Linked DNA regions of Homo sapiens: region 2 is linked to region 1. A link is an interaction called in ENCODE POLR2A ChIA-PET data of the cell type or tissue named here. Cell type or tissue: OCI-LY7. All regions are shown on one strand. Each heading gives the region's core, and the rest is flanking DNA. Links, peaks and the distances in the headings are about the cores only.

Evidence for each region. ChIA-PET counts read pairs that join two places held together with the same protein. Peaks named below come from ENCODE experiments on the same cell type or tissue, not always from the same donor. Only the 100,000 strongest peaks of a DNase experiment are listed, where the experiment ranks them.
Region 2: POLR2A ChIA-PET joins it to region 1 with 5 read pairs; 2 of 35 experiments call an interaction of 5 or more read pairs at or near these places.

What each region holds. Positions count from the first base shown.
Region 1 is chr6:88,009,336-88,017,944 of GRCh38, forward strand. No RefSeq gene overlaps it. Among named protein-coding and RNA genes, the nearest start is that of SPACA1, 34 kb to the right of the region's middle. In OCI-LY7, for the core only: CTCF peaks have their summits at 4,434 (motif pointing right) and 4,633; DNase peaks (open chromatin) are centred at 3,876 and 4,416; H3K4me3 peaks cover 1,020 bases; H3K27ac peaks cover 1,698 bases.
Region 2 is chr6:88,101,092-88,109,700 of GRCh38, forward strand. No RefSeq gene overlaps it. Among named protein-coding and RNA genes, the nearest start is that of SPACA1, 58 kb to the left of the region's middle. In OCI-LY7, for the core only: no CTCF peak of the experiment used is centred there; no DNase peak of the experiment used is centred there.

The DNA.
Region 1 (8,609 bases), core at 215-8,214:
ACACTACAAAGGTGCTAGGAAGATTAACTGGAACAGCATATGGAAAATCTTGGAATCAGCTGCTGTTCAATAAATGTTGGCTGAATTTTAATTTGTAATTACTAAAATGAAGTCCAGAAATGAGATAATGAATCTGGATAATTCATCCTTGCGTCAATTATTTAGACTCTGCATAAAGAGAAAGGCTTGGGGATTCAATTATCTGTATAATTACTCAATTCTGTGCTGCATCTTCTAAATAAGCTTAGAATTTAACACACAATCATATTCTTTCTTTAGGTAATTAGTTCCGGGGATGAAAGAGTTAAGGAATTGCCATCCCATTTTGTTCAAAGATTTTTTTTTAAAGGCACTATTAGAAGAGATGAAATCTAATGTAAATGTCAGTCCCATCTCAAAATAAACTTGCTATTAGAATCCAAAATCCTCTAGGCTTATTAAGATGTTATGAATTTAGTAGGATTTCCATCACTCCTCCCTCTATTTGTAGTGACCAAAGCATGAAACCATTGTTAAAACCACCTATTAATCAATTTGTTCTTCTGCTTTTCAGTAATTGAGTTTCCCAGATGAAACAGTATATCAACTTTAACCCTTTTCTAGTAAATTAAAGCTTTTCTTTTGCCAGCCAGAATCATTAATGCCATTTTGTTATCAAGAAATGTTCATACTTACGCTGTTAAATCATTAAGATAATTGAAATTATTTTACCTAGGCATCCTTTAGTTTTCAGACTCTTTTAAGTCTTTATGCCCTAGTAATTCTTGGAGTCATCTAAGGCTTTATGTATTCCTTTGATTGGGCATTTTCATTTTGGTGCATAGATTTGCGATTAACTTACTAATGACAAAAAGGTGAATTATAAAAATACCCCACCCTCTAGCATTCATTATCCATAATACATCATCAGTCTTCCCAGCCTTCAAACTGGTTTCCCTTTGGCTTAATTTTATTACTTTATCAATTTTAGGTATCATGATCCATTGAAATTAAATTCATTTGGTTGAAACCAATAAAATACCATATAGTTGCTGTCAAGTTTTCTTTTAAAATGATATCTTTTATATTTAAAAAATTAAGTGATATATTTTATCATTGCTTTTCCCCATATTTATTATAAAATATCTGTTGAGGTCCAATATCGTGTTCTTTAAGTGTCTCAATAGGAAAAAAAAAATAGCATATCAAATGAAGTAATTGGAAGTGTGTGTTTGTTTGAGACAGGGTCTCTCTCTGTCATCCAGGAAGGAGTGTAGTGGCATGAACACAGCTCACTGCAGCCTGAACCTCCCCGGCTCAAGCTCCTGGGCTCAAGTGATCCTCCCACCTCAGCCTCCCAAGTAGCTGAGACTACAGGTTTACACTGCCACACCCCACTAATTTTTTTTTTTTTTTGTATTTTTTGTAGGGACAGTGTTTTGCCATGTTGCCCAGGCTGATCTCGAACTCAGGGGCTCAAGTGATCTGCCTGCCTCAGCCTCCCAAAGTGCTGGCATTACAGGCGTAAGCCACTGTGCCTGGCCTGAAAGAGTTTTAATAAATGAACTATGTAAAAAAGATGCAGTCAGAATGGAGGGAAACAAAAAGGTACAGGAATACATTCCAGAGGCAGCCACAATGGGGAGGCATCACCTGTCTTAGGCACGAAGGAGCAAGGAGTGGGAGCAACTGTTGTAACCTGAAGAGAGTGACTGTACCTGTAAGAGAGGTCTGACTGACAGGAGCTGTGTCTTTGTTGGAGGAAATAGCCAATCCAAGGTGACCTTGCAGCAAGGGAGCTGGGGCCCTGAACTCATCCTCCTTCTGCCCTTCCAATTTCTACTGGGAGTTCCCACTGACCACATTCAACTAGAAGCTAGAGGCAAGAGTGCCTTTTGATACAGTTCACACAGGTCAGCCTTCTGTGGCACAAAGCAGGGCGGAGAATGGTGAACGTGCCTCTAAAGGGTCAAAGGGCAAATATTACGTACTAAGCAAATGGTTGTCGAACACTTTCAGTTAGCGATCCTATTCATTTTAACTGAATAAACACTGGTGGAACATCTATTAGATGAGAGCCACTTTAGTGGGCTCTGAAGATGTGAAGACAAGTAAGCAGGACTAGACTAGGGTCAGGCAAGCAAAGTGTGTAGGGCACATTTGCATGTGCTTGAGGGTACCTCCTTAAATTTTGCGCTGAGGTTCTTTAGTTGCTTCACCCTAGTCTCAGCCTTATGAATAAGACTCCATCCCCACCTTCAAGGGTTTTTCAATCTAGCCAGACAAACATGAATAAAAAAGAACTGGCCAGGCGCAGTGGCTCACGCCTGTAATCCCAGCACTTTGAGAGGCCGAGGTGGGCAGATCATGAGGTCAAGAGATCGAGACCATCCCGGCCAACATGGTGAAACCCTGTCTCAACTAAAAATACAAAAAAATTAGCTGGGCATGGTGGCGCGCGCCTGTAGTCCCAGCTACTCGGGAGTCTGAGGCAGGAGAATCACTTGAGCCTGGGAGGCAGAGGTTGCAGTCAGCTGAGACTGTGCCACTGCACTCCTGCCTGGCGACAGAGTAAGACTCTGTCTCAAAAAAAGGAACCATAACACAAGTCCAATTACAAGTGCCATGCCAAAAGTTCAAGCATTATGAAAGCTCAAATGCCTGACTAATAAATCTCAATGACAGCATCTGGTATGGCTCCTCTGAAGACAGGTCATCTAAGCTGGGTATTCAGAAACAAGTAAGATTTTGAGAAATCTATTTGTTCAACAAATACCTACTGAGCTTCTACTATATGCCAAGTCTTGTTTTAGATGGTAGGGGAAGAGCAGAGACCAACACACAGAAGGTCCCTGATCCCATAAAGCTATGTTCTGTTGGGAGCAAAAGACAAATAAAAAAGTAAACAAGTGAGGGAATATCAAGTGGAGACGATTGGATGCTCAAAGACAATTCAACTTGGGTGCCTTGCATTTCTGCATGTTTCATGAGAAGGGGCTCTAACTGTCCCTTTGTTTGGAACTGTCTTTTCAAGGATGTTTGTATAGCAAACAGCCTTGGAAGATAATAGTGTCCCCCTCGGGAGCAGGTGGTAGGTAGGTTTGCTTACTGTCTAGTATGAAAGATTTGGGACACCTGAGCTCATGGTTCCTCTGCCAGTGTGTGTGCAGCATTCATGCAGGCCCTCCCCAGATCACTCCTGAATTTGAGGGGCAAAAGGAAGCAGCATAAATATGAAGCTCATGCCATCTGCTGTGTTGTGACTAATAAGGTGCTTTATCTTTGAACCAGGAGTCTAGTGTTTTCTGCCCTCATCCATGAAACCATGGCTGGCTACTTTGTTAGTTTGCAAGCAGGTAAAACCTCAGACCCTTTGTAGTTCTCAGCAGTTTTTGGTGAGAATATAAGATGCTGACACAGACATTGCTTTCTGAAAAAGAAAGGATAAGTACCCTATGGGCCAGGTTCAGGAATATGAAAGGATTTTCTAGAATCCAGTGATAACACTCTTATCCAATTGGTGAACGAGGATTGTAGGGGGATTAGTAAGGGTCTCCATGGTCCTGCCTGTTAATATATGTTTTAAGGCCAAGTAAAGGGCATAGGAATAAAACAAGCAATTAGAACAGTGTTTTTGACATTGCTTGCTTGCCTCAGGTGGGAAGAAGAAGAAATGTTATAGTGACAATGAGGCAGCGAGTCCTGTGGCCAGAGCCAAAAGACAATATGGCTATAGCTACCGAGGCAGTGATGCTGAAATAAACGATATCAGCAATGAAGATGCAGAGATTTAGACAGGCTAAAGTCATTAGAAGTTCATTTGGTTGCACTGCACTGTGACTGCTTAAAACTGAAAGTAAATACAAAGCCTTGATTTCCGGTGCAGAATCACTCTCTTCCTCTGCACCTCTGTGATCTCTCCCTCTCTCTTGACCTTGAACTCAGCTGCTTCAAAGAGAAGGAGGATTGGGGCTGGGCCAAGGTCTCCCTGTCCCCAAGAGCAACTGGAGGCCTTATACACTTATCTGAATATGCTGGGAAAGCTTGGGGAGGGAAGGACCTCAAACTTTTAAGTTCTATTGGACATAGACAACCTACCCCAAAGTCCCAAGTGACAGGGGGTGGGTTGGATATACAGTAGGGAAGGGAAGTTAACACGACCTTGTGGATAGGATGAATCTCTAGTATGAATTGATGTTTTATATTCCCATACTTCCCTGTCCCAGAAGTTGCCAGAGGGGATTCCCCTGATCAAAGAGAGGCTAATGTATAGAAGTGTTAGTGGGATAAACCATCCTGATATTTGCGCCCAGCGGGTGATTTGGGATTTAGCATGAATGTGTCCATTCTCAGATGCCCAAAGTTTTCACTATTCAGATGATATCCTCCTGGTTAGCAAGTCAGAAGCCTGAGAAGATCCTGACTGTGGTATTATCCCATGTCTGCCAGCAGGGGTGGCTGAAAATCCTAACACAATTCAGAGGCCTGCTCAGTGAGTGAAGGTTTTTGGGACCATGTATGGATTCACAATGTTCAATCCCTCCATCAGTCAAGAAAAAACTACTGCCTGTAGCCAACCACCACCAAAAAGAAGACCCAGCACCTTACTGTACTTTTTTTGGTTATTAGAGACAGTATGTGCCTCACTTGGGCATTTTTCTTGGTCCTGTACATGGGGTAACTTGAAAATCAGCACCCTGTAAGTGGGACTCAAAAAAAAAAGCAACAACAATGATCACCACCACCACCACCAAGAAGTCTATTTTTACCCCTGTGAGCTACAAACCTCCATGACTGATGATTTTGCTGATGGGAACTTCTGGTAAAGAGAGGCAGCCTTTATCTAGAGGTGCTCCTTGGGATTTTGGTCTTGTTACCTTACTGACATAGCTACCAGGTACATTTCTTTTGAAAAGCAGCTATTAACAACTTGCTATCTGGCTCTTGTCAACATCGAATGCCTAATTCATGGAGACTTTTGGACTTCCAGTCTGAAGTTCTCATTGTGGGGTAGGTCAACTTGGACTCAACTGGTAACAAGCTGTGAAGAGCCCAGTAAACCTTGTTTTCAAATAGAAATGGTATATTCAAGAATGCAGGCACCCTGGCCCCAGTTGCATCTCAGCTTCACATGAAAAACTGGCAGGTTTCTCTGGGAGAAACTATCTCCTCTATTCTACCATTTGAAACAAAGTCACTGGCTCAATAGGGCCTTTTGTTCACAGAATTCTGCCCTCAATCAAACTATGGCCTGCAGGCTGGCCACTCATTTTTTTTTAAATAAATAAAACAAAACTATGTTTTTCATGATAAAAATAAACAGTGCAAAGAAGCATATGAGGGAACATGCATTTAAAAATATTGTTTTTAAAAAAATTTTAAGTTTTATTTTACTTTCAGGGATACATGTGCAGGTTTGTTATATAGGTAAACTCATGACTTGGAGGTTTTATGTACAGATATTTTGTCACCTGGGTACCAAGCATAGAACCTGATAGTTTTTTTTCTTTCCCTGAATCTCTCCCTCCTCCCATACCCCACCATCTGATAGGCCCCAGTGTGTGTTGTTCCCCTGTATGTATCCATGTATCCATTATTTAGTTTCAGTTATATTGAATACATGCAATATTTGGTTTTCTGTCCCCACATTAGTCTGCTAAGGATAATGGCCTCCAGTTCCATCCATGTTTCTGCAAAGGACATCATCTGGTACTTTTTAATGGCTGCATAGTATTCCATAGTGTATATGTATTCTTTATCCAGTCCACCATCGATGGGCATTTCGGTTGATTCCACCTCTTTGTTATTGTGAATAGTGCTGCAGTGAACATATGTGTGCATGTATCTTTATGGTAGAGCCATTTATATTCCTTTGGGTATATACCCAGTAGTGGGATTGCTGGGTCAAATGGTAGTTCTGTTTTTAGTTATTTGAGGAATCACCACACTTGCTTTACACAATGGCTAAATGGATTTACACTTCCACCAACAGTGTATAAGCATTCCCTTTGTCTCTGCAACCTTGCCAGCATCTGTTATTTTTTGACTTCTTAATAATTGCCATTCTGACTGGTGTAAGATGATATCTCATTGTGGTTTTGATTTGCATTTCTCTAATGATTAGTGATACTGAGCATTTATTCATATGCATGTTGGCCACATGTATGTCTTCTTTTGAAGTGTCTGTTCATGTCCTTTGCCCACTTGTGCCTACTTTTCAATTGGATTAATTGTTTTTTGTTTGTATGTTTGTTTAAATTCCTTGTAGATTCTGGATATTAGACCTTTGTCAGATGTATAGCTTGCAAATATTTTCTTCTATTCTGTAGATCACCTATTTACTCTTGATAGTTTCTTTTGCTGTACAGAAGCTCTTTAGTTTAATTAGGTCCTAGTTGTCAATTTTTGCTTTTGTTGCAATTGCTTTTGGCATTTTTGTCATGAAATCTTTGCCAGTTTTTAATGCCCAAAATGATATTCCTTAGGTTATCTTCCAGGGTTTTTATAGTTTTAGGGTTTATATTTAGGTCTTTAATTCATCTTGGGTTAATTTTTGTATGTGGTGTAAGGAAGGGGTCCAATTTCAATCTTCTGCATGTATTATGTAATAGCTAGCCAGTTATCCCAGCACCATTTATTGAATAGGGAGTCCTTTCCTTATTGCTTGTTTTTGTCAGCTTTGTCAAAGATCAGATGGTTGTAAGTGTGTGGCTTTATTTCTGGGCTCTCTATTCTGTTCCATTGGTCTATGTGTCTGTTTTTGTATCAGTACCATGTTGTTTTGGTTACTATAGCCTCATAGTACAGTTTGAAGTCAGGCGGTGTGATTTCTCCAGCTTTGTTCGTTTTGTTTAGGATTGCCTTAGCTATTTGGGCACTTTTTTGGTTCCATATGAATTTTAGAATAGCTTTTTCTAATTCTGTGAAGAATGTAATTGGTAGTTTGATAGGAGGAGCATTGAATCTGTAAGTTGCTTTGGGCAGTATGGCCATTTTAACGATATTGATTCTTCCTATCCATGAGCATGGAATGCTCTTCCATTTGTTTGTGTCATCTCTGATTTCTTTGAGCAGTGTTTTGTAACTCTCATTGTAGAGATCTTTCACCTCCCTGATTAGCTGTACTACTAGGTATTTTTTTGTGTGTGTGGCAATTGTGCATGGGACTGCATTCCTGATTTGGCTATCAGCTTGGGTGCTGTTAGTGTATAGGAATGCTACTGCTTTTTGTACATTAATTTTGTATCCCCAAATAAAGTTTCATTAAAACACAATTACACCCATTCATTCCTGTATTGTCTATTTTTATTTTTTTCTTTACGTGGATAGAACATAATGTATTGTCTACTTTTGTGTTACTGTGGGAGAGTTGAGTAGTTGCAAAAGAGATCACACATCCCATAAGCCTAAAATATTTACTCTCTAGGCCTTTAAGAAAAAGTTTGTTGATTCCTGCTACAGATGCCTGGGCCTGAGTCACTGATGGTTCGGCAAAGCTGAAATCCAGTACTGTCCAGTGAGCTGCTATAGCTATTCAGCTATGCAGAGGCAAAATGGATGCATTTGATCCTATCGGTGGGACAGAACTCAAGGTCTTCCCACAGCTCTGCCTAATATTCCCCTTGACAGACTCTGTTATATTTTTACTGACTCTTGGGGTGTTGCCAATGGCCTAGCTACTTGGTCTGCCACCTGGAAAACCAAAGACTGGCAGATTTAGAGATATCCCTCTTTGGGATCATGAACTGTGTTAACTAAACAGTCAGGCTCACTCAAGTAAATATTCATCATAAGAACCTATTCTTTGATGAAATCAACTGAAATCAAACTGCTGATCAAGCCTGCACAGCTTGGATTGCTACCATTGCTGCTGGAATCCATCCTCATACCATACATGGCAATACATCCACCATCATAGACTGGGAACAAAGTAAAGGATTCAGTGTTTCTGAGGCTGCCACTGCATGCCAGACCTGTGAATCCTGCCATAAGCTGATCCATTTGTCTCATGCTGTAGGCTGCCACACTGCCTTCCATGCACTGGTGATTGATATGCATTCAACTTTGGATCTTTGATTCCTCTGTTGGGGTTATCAGTGGTGCTTCTCTGCTGTAGATACTCTTTCAGGTTACAGTGTTACTGTTGCAGTCTGGTCAACAGACTCCAGCCACACTGTTGTGGCCCTTGAAACTAATATGCATAATGTGTTTGGCTTTCCATACTATTTGCAGTCTGATAGTGATACATTTATTATCACAAAAGCCACTCAAGAATGAGCTAATAATAGTTAAGTTATCCAGTGGTCCTTCCACATGCTGTACCATTCACAGGCATGTGGTATTGTTGAGTATTGGAATGGCCTCCAATACTGCAGCAGGAATATCTCTTGAACCTGGGAGGCAGAGGTTGCAGTGAGCCAAGATCGCGCCACTGCACTGCAGCCTGGGAGCCTGAGAAACAGTGTGAGGCTCCATCTCAACCAAAAACAAAACAAAACAAAAACAAAAAAAAACCCTATGTTTTTTAAATGAGTTTTGGCAAATTTATACACCCATAAATATTATCAAAATAAAGATACAGAACTTTTCCAACATCTCCAAAAATTCCACTGGCCTCCTTTGCAGTCAAT
Region 2 (8,609 bases), core at 227-8,226, 92 kb after region 1:
TTATTCATGCCACTAATCCACATTAGTGAAATAATGTCTTACTTCATCTTCTTGGTCCAAGAACAACTTTAAAAAGTCTTTTTGGTTTTCATGAACAATATCTGTAAGACTCCACTTGTTCCTGTATTTAGTCTTCTTTACACTCACGGTAGAGTAAAGATGGCTGTAAATTCTTTGTCAATCTACTCAGCAAGAGGTGGATCTTGTTCTCGAACTCTTTGAAACTGGGCTAGACTTATACCTGCTTGGACCATGGGGGTAGAGTCCCCATGGCGGTGATGGACTACAAAACTGGAGACAGCTTGGGTCTCTGAAAATCTTATGAAGCAGGTTCATATACCCAGACTTTTGGTTTAGGGTGAAACTAACTTCAATTTTAAATTGAAGTGGGTTAAAACCACTGTCATTTTCAGTCCCTGCTTCATGTAGATAAACTTAATACTAATGGATACAACTCTGTTAATTAAACTTAGATCCATAGTAGCAATGTCTTAAGTAAATTTCTTTTTTTAATGTTATTGTTGTTCTTTTATTTTATGTTTGTTATTCAAATATCGAAGAGGAGATGGAGATGGGATGTACGTTGGACTCAGACAATAATCCAGCTGGTTGTTAAGACACAACGCAAGTCTGAAACACAAGACTTAAGTTATACTGGAAGAGTTCTCAGGGTTTGCCAATTTTCTTATGAGATAATTATTATTATTATTACTTTTTAAGATGGAGTCTCACTCTGTCACCCAGGCTGGAGTGCAGTGGCGCAATCTCCTCTCACTGCAAGCTCCACCTCTCAGGTTCACGCCATGAGAGAATTATTATTTTTATGTCTTATTTTCTTTTACTCTTTCTCTGGAAACCATCAAGTCTTGTGTAGATTCCTAGACCTAATAGCACAAGAATGCAGTGCTACATTTTCCTCAATTATTTCTTATGTGTTAGCCTTGTTTCTCTAACAATACAATAAATACTATGAGGAAAGAGATGATATACTTTCTGTAGTATTCATGGTATTGGAAGCCATGAAAGGCACACAATAAAACTAAATTATGTTCAAATATCTGATACAGAGTCATTGAAAATATTGTCATTAATTTGGCTTATGTATTTTTCTTTAATTATCTCTTTATAATGCGTAATGACTTTTGTTTTTGACCTATGGATCATTTTTAGGAATTCTTTTCAAAAGGATTGGTCATTATCTGTTTGAATATGTATCTGTGATACATGTATCATTTTCTCCTCTATAATTGTGAACATTGTAAATGGCGACATACAAATAAAATATGTGGTTAAGAATACATGGAAATCAGGCTAGGCGCAGTGGCTCATGCCTGTAATCCCAGCACTTTGGGAGGCCAAGGCAGGCGGATCATTTGAGGTCAGGAGTTCAAAAGCAGCCTGGCCAACATGGTGAAACCCCATCTCTATTAAAAATACAAAAATTACCTGGGGGTGCTGGTGGGTGCCAGTAATCCCAGCTACTAGGGAGGCTGAGGCAAGAGAATCACTTGAGCCCAGGAGGCAGAGGTTGCAGTGAGCAGAGACCGTGCCACTGCAATCCAGCCTGGAAGACAGAGCGAGACTCCATCTTGAACAAAACAAAACAAAACAAAAGAATATGTGGAAATCACATCCCAATCAAAATTATGCATCATTTATGAAAACATTTATGTATGTAATTCTGACTTCTTTAAAATATCAACAAAAATCTCAATAGAATGAAAAAAGAGAGTTTGAAAAATGAAATAATAAATGCTTTGGGTTGCTTCTGGGAAATACTAAATAATCAGATCCTGCCTTATGATTAATATGTTAAAATGTACTGCAGTAATGTTTGTGTTATGGCAAAAATAAGCTTAACTCATTTTTCTGTTTATTATTCATTATTTTCTTAAATAGCCTCACATCAACCATTGGAGGTGTGCTGGAAAGTATTGTAGAAGGATACATAGTCACTATATTTGAGGTCAGTTAAAATAAAATTGGTCCACAGATTTAAGCCTAATAGATACAAATGATAACAGTCAGTAGAAATATAAAAAGTAAAAAGTTTAATGTCTGACCCTTTCACTTTTGTATTAAAATATTTCCCTTCATGAGGGAATACCGGAATTACTAGATTGCAGTTTGGAAACTCATTCAAGCAAGAGATTGCAACTGGGGGCTCCAAAGATAAAAATTAGGTTACTCTCTTCCCTTCTCTCTCTTTGAGGCCACAAAGAATTTTGACTCAATTTCTCTCTGTGCCTCTGCTTTATTTCTACCATCCTGCTTCCCCACCCACATCTCCAGGGGCTTCCTCTGCTCCAATTGCATAAGCTTTGTCCCAGCTGCTCCAAAACAATGTTATCCTGACCCTTGTGTTAGTAACGTTGATAACGATAATTATAATTGATATTTACTAAACTTTTATTATGGCATTGAGGTGAGCACTATGTATTATTTAATCATGACACCTCCCCCCGTAAAGTAAGTGCTATTATTTTCTCCACTTTTCAAATAGGTAACTGAGGCTGAGAGATGTTTAATAACTTATGTAACATCACACAGCTAATGAAGAATAGGGCTAGAACTCAAATCCAAAGTCTGTTTGATTGCAAAGCCCATACTATGCTGCTTCCAATTGCCACAGAGAAATGCATAAAATAGCAGGCTGCAAGTGAGTTCTGCCAGGGTCGAAGAACAGGAGGCTAGTGATGAAATTGTTGGGGGTACAATGGGATATGTGGTTAAAAACTGTGGTTCAGCCGGGCACAGTGGCTCATACCTCTAATCCTAACAGTTTGGGAGGCCAAAGTGGGCATATCACCTGAGGTCAGGAGTTCAAGATCAGCCTGGTCAACATGGCAAAACCCTGCTTCTACTAAAAATACAAATATTAGCCGGGCATGGTGGCACACTACTTAGGAGTCTGAGGCAGAAGAATTTCTTGAACCCAGGAGACACAGGTTGCAGTGAGCCGAGATTGCACCACTGCCCTCCAGCCTGGGCGGCAGAATGAGACTCTGTCTCAAAAAAAAGAAAAAATGAAAAACAAACAAAAACAACAAAAAACTATGGTCCAAGTCTAGGTACTGCAATGAAACAAACCTTAATTCTAAACTTCCTGGCAATGAAGTCAAAAAGGGATCATGGCCAGGCATGGTGGCTCACGCCTGTAATCCCAGCACTTTGGGAGGCAAAGGCAGGCAGATCACCTGAGGTCAGGAGTTCGAGACTAGCCTGCCCAACATGGTGAAACCCCATCTCTACTAAAAATACAAAAAATTAGCTGGGCGTGGTGGCATTCACCTGTAATCCCAGCTACTCAGGAGGCTGATGCAGGAGAGTAGCTTGAACCCAGGAGGCGGAGGTTGCGGTGAGCTGAGATCATGCCACTGCACTCCAGCCTGGGTGACAAGAGTGAAACTCTGTCTAAAAAAAAAAAAAAAAAAAAGAATCATAATTTTTTTTGAAGAGTAGCTCTATTTCATTGAAAAAAAAAGCATACTAAAAATTTCGTTTGTTCAAACACTTTTTGTGTGAGCATGTACCATGCCTATTATTTTGAGGGGCAGTGGGGATATAAATAATAAGATCAAGTGTCCTGCTTTCCAAGAACTTACAGATTAAGCGAAAGATAGCTTTGTAAACAGACAATATGGATATAATAGTGTGATCAGGCAAGCACTGCTGTTCTGGGAACATGGAAGAGGAGGCCATCGGCCATCCTATAGCAATCAGGGAAGGTTTCAGGAACAGGTGATTCCTGAGTTGAATTATAAATGACCAACTACATTTTCCAGGCAAAGCATGAAGGAAAGAGCTTTCAAAGTAGAAAAGCTTAGGTGGGAAGGCCTGGATTTAAGCATGTGGCTTCTTCTAGAGTGTGGCAAAAGCAAGACGTGAGATGAGGATGAGGAAGTAGGCAGGAAGCAGATTATAAAGAGCTTTTCATGTAACCTGAAAAGCTTAAATTTTACCCTGAAAACATGGGAGGAGCCATTGGAAGGTCACAAGAGAATGACATAATCAGGTTTTTGCTTTAGAAAGCTGATTTTGGAAATGGATTAAAAAGAGTATGACCATAAAAATCCATTTAGAAGTCTTTTGCACGGATCTAGGTAAGAAATAATGAGCTCAAACTCAGAAGATAGAAGGGTTTAGAGAAAGGGGTGGATGTGAGAGACATCAAAGAGGCAAAACTTAGACACAAGATTGGTTGTGGGGGTGAGAGTGTGGAAAGTGTTAATGCTTCCCAGGTAGTTGGAGATGCCATTCACTGAATTAATCAAAAGGGACAACAGATCCTCATGGGAGTGGGATCTTTAACACTGATTAACAGTGATCTCCATTTGTACACGTCAGGCATGCAGTGCCTGTAGAACAACCATGTAGAGGTGTGCCATAGGCTCAGGACTGAGGCCTGAGCCAAGATACGCATTTAAGGGGCATCAACATATAGGTGGTAGCTGAAGCCATGTGAGTGACTCTGGGTGAATCCAAACTGTCCTTCATACAAGGAATACTGAAATACATGGTGGATAATATTGCCAAAAGTGCTTTACAGGTGATTTAAACTGTTGGTCACATTTATATTCTTAAATTCACCTTCAATAACAGATGGTAATAGAACATTAAATCGTAGCTGTGTAAAGATATTTCTCCCAGGAGCAAAACTAATATAATTTAGATATGCAGTTTTCTGGGGAGATCTAAAAAGTATTTTAAAATACCTGACTTCCCATTAGAATCACTGCAAATGCTTCTGAAAAATTCCAAGCTGTGCTAATTCAGTTAGTCTGGGGAGGGTCCCAGATATGTGTGTATGTACATATACACGTGTGTGTATGTACATATACACGTGTGTGTATGTACATATACACGTGTGTGTATGTACATATACACGTGTGTGTGTACATATACACGTGTGTGTGTGTGTGTGTGTATTCTTCAAGTAATTCTATCATACAGCTAGAAATAAACGATTGGCGTGTCCCCAGACAATTCCTCCTGAATATCAGTTGTCTCAGCTGGGTTTTGAACAAGAGCTCTAAAGCAAACAATTCATGACTAGGTGAGTCATACACTTCAGATTCCAAGCATCTTGCTAGCAAAGATGATATTTTTGTATAAAAACTAAATAGCCTGCCATGAGTTTTTGCTTAACCAGATGGAAAATATCCCTCTTGTACATAAAGGTTCTGGAGTGCAGAGAAAAGGACCAAGACATCCTTTAAGAAGTAGCTTTAAACTCACTGAAATGCTCATATGGCAGAATTGATTCTTCAGGGTTGTGCCACGTAAGACAGATGAGAGATGACTTTGACAGAGATATTTTGAAGGCAAATTCTCATATACGCTATTTATAGATTACCTGTGAAATGGATTAAAACTCATTACATGTTTTAAACACTAAAATTATTCTGATTTTAATTTAACCTTTGATGATTCAGAAGACACATTAGGATCAGAATGTCATAAGGTTGGTATCAGGAACATCAGCTATTATATTGAAATTGCATGGCAGTGCTGGTTAAAAACATCTCTTAACAAAGTTTACTGCATGAAATACCAGTGAGAGTTTTGCTTCTGGCCATAAGGAACTAGCTTGCAGCAGATCAATTCTTCCACCAAGAACAAGTAGAAAAGCTGGATAAAATACACACACACACACACACACACACACACACTGAAGGCCACCAGAAAGTTACTAAGGTAGTCAGGACTTAGGGTTACAGATTATGAAGAAAAGGGAAGCACAAAGTGAATTCAGTGTTCTGCATTTTTTTCTCCTTGAGAGATTTGCTGATTCATAAATGGCATTAGTGAAGGGAATGAAAAGACAAGTGGAAAGGAGCTGTTAAGGCTGGGCGCGGCGGCTCACGCCTGTAATCCCAGCACTTTGAGAGGTCAAGACGGGTGGATCACTTGAGGTCAGGAGTTCAAGACCAGCCTGGCCAATATGGTGAAACCCCATCTCTACAAAAAAATACAAACATTAGCTGTGTGTGGTGGCACATGCCTGTAGTCCTAGCTACTCGGGAGGCTGAGGTACCAGAAATGCTTGAACTGGAAGGAGGAATTTGCAGTGAGCTGAGATCATGTTGTCACTGCACTCCAGCCTGGGGAACAGAGCAAGACTCTGGCTCAAAAAAGAAAGAAAGAAGCTGTTAAGGACCAGAGAATACAAGTAGAACTTTCAGCAGTTTAACAGGACTGAGAAGATAACAATTAGAATTCAAGGCTAGCTAAGTAAAGAAGCCCTAGAAAATGCCCAGACTTTCACTGACCCTGAAGGAGTATGACTTATGAGTATGGTCAAATTGGAAATAGACCAGACCTTATGAATTAGCTCAGTCCCTGATTGGATTAAGGTGATTGTCTCCTCTCTAATTGCCTACCAGATGCTAAGGAAAATCCTTTTCAGATGTAGATATCATTTAGATTTGCAGCATCAATACAAAGTAAATACAAAGAAAACTACATTTAGGTACATCATAATAAGATTACTGAAAACCAAGGACAGAGAAAAATCTTAAAAACAGCTACAATAAAAAAAGACACATTACCTTGAAAAGTGCAACTATAAGACTTACCACTGACTTTCCAATAGGAGAGAGAAAATCCAGGAGACAATGGAAAAAATATTGGTAATGTGCTGAAAGAAAATAACTGCCAATCAGAATTCCTTAAGCTATAGGTGAGTGCAGTGGAAGAAGAATGACATCATAAGTGGTGCTGGGCCAACTGGATACCTACAATGAAAAGAGTAAATTTTGACCCCTCCCTGCATACCGTATATAAAAAAATCACTTGCAGGTGGGTTACAGATCTAAATATCAAAGGGAAATATTTTCATGACTTTATGTAAGCACATCTTTCTTAAACAGAATACAGAATGCACTGTAAAGGAAACAATTGATTTACTGCATAAATTAAAATTAAGAACTTCTGTTCATCAAAGGTACCATTAAGAGAGTGAGAGGATAAACCACGAAGTAGGTAGAGATATTTGCAATTAGTATGGCTGAAAGGAACTCATATCCTGAAAATATAAAAAATTCTGTCAAGTCCATAGGAATGACTCCAAAGAAAAATGACTTAGTATACTCCATTGCAATTTCACAATCATGGATATCCAACGGCCCATCCTCCTATTGGTCATCATCAGGGAAATACAAAATAGAGACTCAATAATACATCAACGACCACTCACCAGAATATATCGTATATATTATATATATATATGTATAAAATATATATATAGACAGTTATATATATATATAGATGGAGTCCCACTTGGTTGCAGCCTGGAATGTAGTGGCATGGTCTCGGCTCACTGCAACCTCTGCCTCCTGGGTTCAAGCAATTCTTGCCTCAGCCTCCCAAGTAGCTGGGATTACAGGCACCCGCCACCACACCTGGGCAATTTTTTGTACTTTTTTTTAGTAGAGACAGGGTTTCACCATCTTGGCCAGGCTGGTCTTGAACTCCTGACCTCATGATCCACCTGCCTTGGCCTCCCAAAGTGCTGGGATTACAGGTGTGAGCCACCACACCCGGCTGAGAATATTTTTTAAAAGTTTTAAAGGGAGCAATGTCAATTTTTGACAAAATTGTGAAGCCATGGAACTTTTACCTAGTTGGTGAAAATGTAGACTGTTTGGTAGTATAGGAGACATTGTTGGTGCCCTGCCTGTATCTTCTCAGCATTCACCACTTCCATGCACTCTAGCCCAGCAGTTTCCAACAGAAAAAATATTAGTGACTTTGTGTGAGGACTTCCTTTAGGTGCCAGTACTAGCTTGTCCGGCACATGGGGCAGACCAAAAGAGGTGGGGAGTTAATATCCCCTAGGAGATGGCCTCAATCAGTGACTGATGGGTGTTAATAGGTAAATATCCTAGCCCCTCACCCTTCAGTTGGGACAACACTGAGGTGTGTTCTGTACTGCCTCCCAGAGTTTCCTAGTTTGGTTGAGTCTCAGTTGCCTGCAAAAGGAATCTGTCTGATAATGATAGAGTGATTTCAGACTCACTGCTGTCAGAGGTCCAGGGAGTTTCATCAATTTCTCATGCCAATTTTTGGCTTAATATTCCTATGCCATAGAGATGGTATTAGTTCAGGACCCATATCCATATATGGTGCAGGCCTGGAGGCTTTAATTTGTCATGGACAACTGGCCTCCCTCCTCAGCTAAAGCCTTGGACAAACAGCAAGCTTCTGTTTGTTTCTGATGGACAAAGTTTTTTAGCCCTCATTTTATGAACAAGGCAGTTCTTCAGGCTCAAGGTTTCACACAAGGAATTCATTTCCAACCTCACACAAGCCCAAGCTCATGTCTTTTGTTCCCAGCCCCTGGCCTTCAGAGCCCACATCTGATCTGAAGCTCATTTGAGCAGTGGTATCATCTCCTGATTACGGCTCTGTCTTAAATTTCTTTCTTCATTTTTGCCCCAGGGGATTTTCCTTTCTTTTTTTGAGCTCAGCTACCATAGTAGATGCTGTCAGCCCCTGACTTTGCAGTACTAGCTCTACCTGCTAAAGGCTACCTATAACCCTCACCTCTGGCTTTCTGCCTGAGAGGTTTGTGTTGGCTGTGGAGCACATCATCCTGCAGGCAAGCT